Regions from separate parts of the Homo sapiens genome. Here region 2 is linked to region 1. A link is an interaction called in ENCODE POLR2A ChIA-PET data of the cell type or tissue named here. Cell type or tissue: Panc1. All regions are shown on one strand.

The links. ChIA-PET counts read pairs that join two places held together with the same protein. Peaks named below come from ENCODE experiments on the same cell type or tissue, not always from the same donor. Only the 100,000 strongest peaks of a DNase experiment are listed, where the experiment ranks them.
Region 2: POLR2A ChIA-PET joins it to region 1 with 5 read pairs; 1 of 35 experiments calls an interaction of 5 or more read pairs at or near these places.

Annotation. Positions count from the first base shown.
Region 1 is chr17:80,296,675-80,300,674 of GRCh38, forward strand. RNF213 (ring finger protein 213) reads left to right here. Exons shown (of 68, transcript NM_001256071.3): 11 at 1,647-1,844. Among named protein-coding and RNA genes, the nearest start is that of RNF213, 38 kb to the left of the region's middle. In Panc1, no CTCF peak of the experiment used is centred here; no DNase peak of the experiment used is centred here; H3K27ac peaks cover 254 bases.
Region 2 is chr17:81,407,192-81,411,191 of GRCh38, forward strand. All of the region lies in intron 2 of BAHCC1 (BAH domain and coiled-coil containing 1), which reads left to right. Among named protein-coding and RNA genes, the nearest start is that of MIR4740, 8.4 kb to the left of the region's middle. RefSeq lists a silencer at 1,918-2,212. In Panc1, no CTCF peak of the experiment used is centred here; no DNase peak of the experiment used is centred here; H3K27ac peaks cover 2,895 bases.

The DNA of each region.
Region 1 (4,000 bases):
TTACACATTTATTTATTTGTTGTTTTGAGACAGTGTCTTACTCTGTTCCCCCAGTCTGGAGTGCAGTGGAGCAATCAGCTCACTGCAGCTTCAGCCTCACAGACTCAGGTGGTTCTCCCACCTCAGCCTCCTGAGTAGCTGGGACTGCAGATACACACCACCACTTCCAGCTAATTTTTGTATTTATTGTAGAGACGGGGTTTCACCATGTTGCCACGGTGGTCTTGAGCTCCTGACCTTGTGATCCGCCTGCCTCGACCTCCCAAAGTGCTGGGATTATAGACATGAGCCACTGTGCCTGGCCTGGTTTTACAAATAAAAAACAACCAAATAAACGCCGCACATTTTGACAAAGAGGAGGAGTGGAGGCAAAGGCAATGTACAGAGTTAGTGCCGGGGCTTAAAGTATGAGGAATCATTAATATCTTTTGACTGTAGGAGATTCACCATGTATTGTTTATAGGCTCAACCCTTACGTTTAAAAAGTTGTTTTGGGGCCGGGCACGGTGGCTCACGCCTGTAATCCCAGCACTTTGGGAGGTCGAGGCAGGCGGATCACAAGGTCAGGAGTTCGAGACCAGCCTGACCAACATGGTGAAACACTGTCTCTACTAAAAATACAAAATTTAGCCGGGCGTGGTGGTGCATGCCTGTAATCCCAGCTACTCAGGAGGCTGAGGCAGGAGAATCACGTGAACCCAGGAGGCGGAGGTTGCAGTGAGCCGAGATTGTGCCACTGCACTCCAGCCTGGGCGACACAGTGAGACTTCATCTCAAAAAAAAAAAAAAGTTGTTTTGGCCGGGCATTATGGCTCACACCTGTAATCCCAGTGCTTTGGGAGGCTGAGGCAGGAGGGATTGCTTGAGCCAGGAGTTCAGGATCAGTCTGGGAAACAAAAATTAAAATAAAAAATAGAGCCGGCCAACACAGTGAAACCCTGTCTCTACAAAAAATACAAAAAACTAGCCAGGCATGGTGGCGGGCACCTGTAGTCCCAGCTACTCGGGAGGCTGAGGCAGGAGAATGGCGTGAACCCGAGAGGCAGAGCTTGCAGTGAGCCAAGATCGTGCCACTGCGCTCCAGCCTGGGCAACAGAGTGAGACTCCGTCTCAAAAAAAAAAAAAAAAAAATGTAGCTAGCTGGGTGTGGTGGTGCACCTGTAATTCCAGCACTGGAGAGGCTGAGGCAGGAGGATCCCTTGAGCCCAAGAGTTCGAGGTTATAATGATCGCACCACCGCGCTGCCTTGATGACAGAGTGAGACTCTGTCTCTAAACAATGAAAATAAATTTTACAAGTTGCTTTATATTTAGATTTACTGTTGCCAGATGGCCTGGGTTCAAACCCCAGCTCTGTCAGTCAGGACCCTGCGTTGACTACTTAGCCAGGACCCCTGCTTCTGAGATCCCTCCCCTGTCCTGGGAGTTTGTTGTGGGGATTCGGTGAGGGCCTGCAAAGGAGCTGACGCCCTAGGCTGGGGGCTGAGGGAAGCCCTGTCTCCTGCGTGAGTTAAACTCTGCTCAGCCACGCGCGGTGCTCCTCTTGCTCTGTGTGCACGGTGCTTGCTTCCTGTTGGGACTCCAGACTCCCAGGGAGATGACTCCCTGGCCAGCTCAGCTCACTGCGGGATCTTTATTCCCTTCCAGCTGGCGGCTGTACCTGGTGAACCTGTGCCAAAGATGCATGGACACAAGGACGTACACCTGGCTGGGCGCCCTGCCTGTCCTGCACTGCTGTATGGAGCTGGCCCCGCGGCACAAGGATGCCTGGAGACAGCCTGAGGACACCTGGGCCGCTCTGGAGGGACTCTCCTTCTCACCGTTCCGGGAACAAATGCTAGATACGTAAGTCGTAGAGTTGTGCTTATCTACATGAATCTGGGAAGACTGACTCCTACATTGTGCACCCGGAGTCCCGGTGGGCTCTGCAGTGACTCCATTCCTGATTCTAATGACAGAACTAACACACGCTCTTTTAACATTTTAAGACATCAAAACTGTCAAGAATAGGCTGTGCACAGTGGCTCACGCCTGTAATCCCAGCACTTTGGGAGGCTGAGACGGGTGGATCACCTGAGGTCAGGAGTTCGAGACCAGCCTGGCCAACATGGTGAAAACCCGTCTGTACGAAAAATACCAAAAAAAAAAAAAAAAAATTAGCCAGGTGTGGTGGCATGTGCTTGTAATCCCAGCTACTCTGGAGGCTGAGGTAGGAGAATCACTAGAACCCGGGAGGTGGAGGTTGCAGTGAGCTGGGATCATGCTACTGCACTGTAGCTTGGGCGACAGAGCGAGACTCTGTCTAAAACAAACAAACAAAAAACTATCAAGAATACAGAAACAACTTGTAACCTCAGAGGCAGCCGTTGTTAGCACGGTGGCATACCTATTTGTGGTTTTGTCCAAATATGGATTCGTGGGTGTTTTATGTACTTAAAAGAACAACAACAAATGATGTGTTATTTATTCTGGTTTACAACCTGATTTTTCCTCTTAACAGTATTTTGTGAACCATTTTTTCCATCAGCAAATTCTTGTCTATGTCTTAGCGTTCCAGCCAGAGAGAGTGCCAGCCTTGTATTGAGCCAGTTCTCTGTTACAGGACATTTGGTTGGTTGTGCAGTTTCGTTTTTTCAGCGTGCTTTCATAAGCATCCTTAGCTTTCTCTGTCCCATAACTTCATTGAGATAGATTCCTACAAGTGGAACTGCTAGGTCAAAGGCATTGTGAACTCTAAACCATTTATACCTTTGCATAATGCTGGCTTAAAGGAGAGGAATATTGGCAATATATATAATCCTGATCTCTGATTCAAATATAATGACCTCTCCTTTATCACAAGAAAATATTACCAGAGAAAGTTTATTTATTTATTTATTTATTTATTTATTTATTTTTAACTTCTAAGTTCAGGAGTACATGTGCAGGTTTGTTATATAGATAAACTTGTGTTATGGAGTTTTTTTGTACAGATTATTTCATCATCCAAATATTAAGCCTAGTACCCATTAGCTATTTTTCCTGATCCTCTCCCTCTTCCCATCCTCCACCCTCTGATAAGCCCCAGTGTGTGTTGTTCCCCTCTATGTGTCCCTGTGTTCTCATCATTTAGCTCCCACTTACAAGTGAGAACCTGCGGTATTTGGTTCTCGTTCCTGAGTTAATTTGCTAAGGATAATGGCCTCCAGCTCCATCTATGTTCCTGCAAAGGACATGATTTCATTCTTTTTTATGGCTGCATAGTATTCCATGGTGTGTATGTACCACATTTTCTTTATCCAGTCTACTGTTGATGGGCATTGAGTTTGATTCCATGTCTTTGCTATTGTGAATTGTGCTTCAATGAACATACATGGGCATGTTTCTTTATAATAGAACGATTTATATTGTTTTTGGTATATACCCAGTAATGGGATTGCTGCGGTGAATGGTATTTGTGGAATTGCCACACTGTCTTCCGTAATGGTTGAACTAATTTACACTCCCACCAACAGTGCATAAGCATTCCTTTTTCTCCGCAACCTCACCAGCATCTGTTATTTTTTTACCTTTTAATAGCAGCCATTCTGACTGGTGTTAAGATGGTATCTCACTGTTTTTTTTTTTTAAGAGACAGAGTCTGGCTCTGTCACCCAGGCTGGAGTGCAGTGGTGTGATCTCAGCTCACTGCAGCCTCTGCCTCCTCGGCACAAGCGATTCTGCTGGGATTGGTAGTGTGCGCCACCACATGTGGCTAATTTTTGTCTTTTTAGTAGAGACAGGGTTGCACCATGTTGGCCAGGCTGTTCTTCAACTCCTGACCTCAAGTGATCCACCTGCCTCGGCCTCCCAAAGTTCTAGGATTGCAGGCATGAGCCACCACGCCTGGCCTCATTGTGGTTTTTGTTTTGTTTTGTTTGAGATGGAGTTTCGCTTTATCACCCAGGCTGGATTGCAGTGGCACAATCTCAGCTCACTGTAACCTCTGCCTCCCAGGTTCAAGTGATTGTCCTGCCTCAGTC
Region 2 (4,000 bases), 1.1 Mb after region 1:
GAAATTTCCAGAAATGGGGGATGGGTGTGCTTCCAATAGGGTCCTCTGAGCAGCAGGCTGGGCTCCCTGAAGCGGAGGGTGACATTGGGGGGCAGTGCCTTCTTGGGGTACCCCACCAAAAAAGAGAAGCCTTAGCCATATTAAGTAAGAAAGAAACCAGCCTGCTGGCGTCTTCAAGGGAAGTCGGGTCTCAGTGCGACTCCCTCTCTCTCCGGTCCTTGGAGCACAGTTGAAGCTTTGCTTTCTTCCCCTGAGACTTCTGCAACCAGGGGCGCCTCCTGTTCTTAACACATGGCATGGGTGAGAGTGAGCAGATCCAGGGAAGAAGAGATGGGGGATGCCCAGACCGGAGACCCAAGAGACCTGAGCCCAGGATGGGGGTGCCATGGTGGGTGGGAGAAGGGGCTGCGCTGTGGGGCAGGTCCCCTCTCAGGCATGAACAGACATTGCCGCCTGGCAGGGGTTTCCTGGCTCTGTGGACGTAGAGCTGTGGCCCCCTCTTGGGTGAGGCCCACTCTGCAGACCCCAGTAAGGATATCCCAGCGGGGTCTAGCCACAGGTTCACTGACCAAGCTCACAGCTGCTCACACTCACAGATGTGGCAACATACACCTGCTCCTGTGTGCTCACACCATGAGGCAGGTGTTCACCTGCACACACACACTCACACTGTTCACAACTGGCCCACAAGGAGTCCCACTCCAGTGGCCCCTGGGAAAGCCAGGTTGCTTAGTGACTGGCACGGGCACCTGTCTGCCCCCTACGTCCTCCCCAACTGCTCCATCCTCCGTCTCCTGGCTCCTGGTTCCTGGCCACCTGCAGGAGGGAGCAGAGCCCCAGATCCACATGACCCTCTGTGGCTCAGCCTCCCTTCAGCGCCTTCCCCGGCCCCCTTCCTCCTGCTGCCCCTGTGTGGCTGTGGACCGTGTCCTCGGGCTCCAGCTGAACTTGGCCTTGCCCTTTCCTGAGCTCTTGCTCGGCAGGAGGAGGACATTCCCGTCAAGATCAATTCCAGTGCGTGGCGAATGCCTCGGGGCCAGGTCTGGTCCCGGGCCTGCCCTGAGGCTGTCTGGTTGTCCTGGAAGCCGCTGCCTGCATGGGGCACTGCTTCCTGTCCTGTGTGGCCACCTCCACCCCAGGCCTCTGCGCCTGGGGTCCTAGAGGTTCCTAGATGCTCGGCTACCCCAGGCCCCACCTGCCTCCCACCCCCCAGGCTCCCACCCTGCACCCCCACCTCTCAGCTGCCCTCAGTACCGTCTCTGCCCACCGTGCCCTGCCCCTCCTGGGGCCTACCCCTGCCTGGCCCTTTACTTGGGCAGCTTCTACAATCCCCAGTGCCTGCCCCTGCCACCCTGGAGTTCTGATCCCGGCGTCACATCCTCTCAGAGCCCCCGTGTGACTCTGCCTAAGTGGAGAGGGGTCCCCGACTGCTCCATGCCCACCTCTCCTTTCCTCCATGCCCCACACCAGCTGAGCTGTTCTTGGCCTGCAGCCCTTCTTGTCCCCTTCTATGACCTCCCAGCCCTGACCACCCACCTGGGTCTGTCCCACAGAGCCTGGCAGCAGCCCCTGCCCAGCCCCCCTGGCTGGCTTGTTTGGGGCCAGTGCCTTTCCCCTGATATCAGCCACCTTTCCTGGGAGACTGCAGGCTCCTGAGTCTGGGGGTGGAAATGTCCTTCTGTCCCTTCCTATCCCCAGAGCTGGGCTGAGCCACACTGGCCTCCGTCTCCTGCCCCAGTGCATAAGTGCCCATCCACGCTCAGGTGACGCGCACAGGCACGCGTGTGTGGGTGTGAAGAGCTCTGCTTTTCCCCTAGGATTTCACCCCCACACCGGAAAAGATGAACGATTAACTCTGGGAAAACTAAGTTAGGAGGTGGCAGTGGTGAGAGACCCAGCCAGGGTCTCTGGTCTCTTTATTAAAAATCAAGGTGTTCCCCCCACACTGGACCATGGCGTGGGGCCACAGGCTGCGTGGGCACCTGCCTGGGGGACATGGCAGCATCCCCTGGCCTTCGTGTAGCATCTTCAGTTGTCATGGCGGCTCCTGAGGCTGTGTGCGCTACACCTTAAAGGGTGTCAGAGCCCAGGGGATTGGCAGATGGCGCTGTCCTCTCCTGATTAGCGCCACACGAGGTGGTGGGAGACAGAAGTGGGGGTGGGGCTCCTGTCCCCCGAAGGCTGGAGCTGCGCCGGCTGAGTGGCCTGGGGAAGGGGGGAAGTGCGTGTGAATGGAGGGAGGCAGCCCACAGCTGTGAAGGAGGGTTCTGGAGGGCCAGGAGCGGGCTCAGGGTGGGGGCCAGTTCCTTTTCACCTCGTGGCCCTGGCTGGGGCTGTGAGGCGACTCCCTGATTGTCCACGCGGGGTCGCGGGGGTGCAGCTAGGATTGGGAGCAAGAGCCAGTGGCTTCATCTGGGTCATAGAGCACTAGTGGGTGAGGAGGGACACCTGGGGAGGGCTGCCTCTCCCCGCCCAAGGGCCTGCTCCCCTTGCCACTGACCAGAGGGAAATCGGGCCCAGGGAGAAGGCCGGGTGTGAATCAGCTGCCTCACCCTCTGCGACGTCTCCATCCACAGGCCGGCCCTGCAAGCACCTCCCCAGCAGGCTGGGCTGTGCCAGCGAGGGGGAGACCATGGCCCTGGGACTCATGTCACCAGGCAACAGCGCTGCCTCAGGCCCTTCACATTGTGGGTTTTGCCTTCCAGTCTTCAGGCCCGGGAGAGCACCTGGCCTCAGCGCCTGCCCGAGCTGAGGGGAGCGTGTGTAATGGGGCCCTGCCAAGCCACCTTGGCTGCAGCTGCCCCGGCCTAAGGTGGGGATCGGTGGCCCCTGCTCTTCCCTCCCTGAGTCTAGGCCTCCTACCTCTAAAATGGGCAGTTGCCCTGCCCTGCTGGAGGGTTGAGTGGGACTGGGGGATGCAGTTGTGGCCCCGGTGCCCTCCCAGGAGCACTGTGGCCGTCCGTGTCACCTGTGGGGGTCCTAGGAGCCTGCACGAGCTGCCGGAGGCACATGGCCTGTGCACGCCCCTTCCCTGGCGGAGACTCAGAGGCCTGGGGAGGAGGCGGCTGTACCTGGGACCCTTGGTGGGGCCTCCCCCCTGGGCAGCAGGCAGCGAGACTCCTGAGGGCCCACCTCATGCCTCAGGCCCAGGCCCTCTCCTCTGTGTCCATCGAGGGATTCTGTGGCCTTGAGGCCTTAGTCTGGCCGTAGAACTAGGAAACCTGGGCCCTTGGCTCCTGTGCCCTGGCACGGGGGTCCAGCTGCCCCACTTACCCCTACCTGTGCAGGGGCTTGCATGGTTTTGGTGTGAAGGTGGACGCCCACCCTCCAGCATGTCCTGGGGCGTTGGATGTGACTGGGATGGGCAGATGTGGACCTGCTCTGAGGCACCACGGGTCGAGGCACCACGGGTCCTGGCACCACGGGTCCTGGCACCACGGGCAGTGCAGACGCTCTGGACCCCCAGGTGGGGCCCAGGTGCTGGGGGGCCTTCGTGGCCTTCCGGGTCTACTGGGCTCTGGGACTTCAGAGAGCTTCCCAGTGGCAGAGGGGGACTGGCCCAGGGGAGACACCAGCAGATCATGTGGGATGGGACCACAGAGCTGGAAGAGCAAAGATGTCCCCGTATCCCCCCAGTCTCGGGGCGGGGGTGGGGGCTCTCTGCCTGGGGTTGGGGGACAATGAAGCAGGCTATGCTTCCCCGGAGTCCAGGGGTGGGGATGGCCGCTCATCAAACACTCTGCTCCCCCAGGGCGGGTCTCAGACCTCTCTAGGTCCCTCCCATGAAAGGAGGGCTTCGGAGCCGCACCTGGGTCTTTGTTGTCCATATGTCTGTGTGAAGGCCTGGGGCCCCCGTGCGCCTCCCCTCGGGCCTGAGGGGTCCCTCTCTCTGGGGTCACGCTCCCTTGTTCTCAGTCCCGCAGCCGTCCTCTGCGTGAGTCCATTCATCACGTGCCTGCAGGTGCCTGTGTCCTGTCTCTGCCCCAGGCTGAGGCCGAGG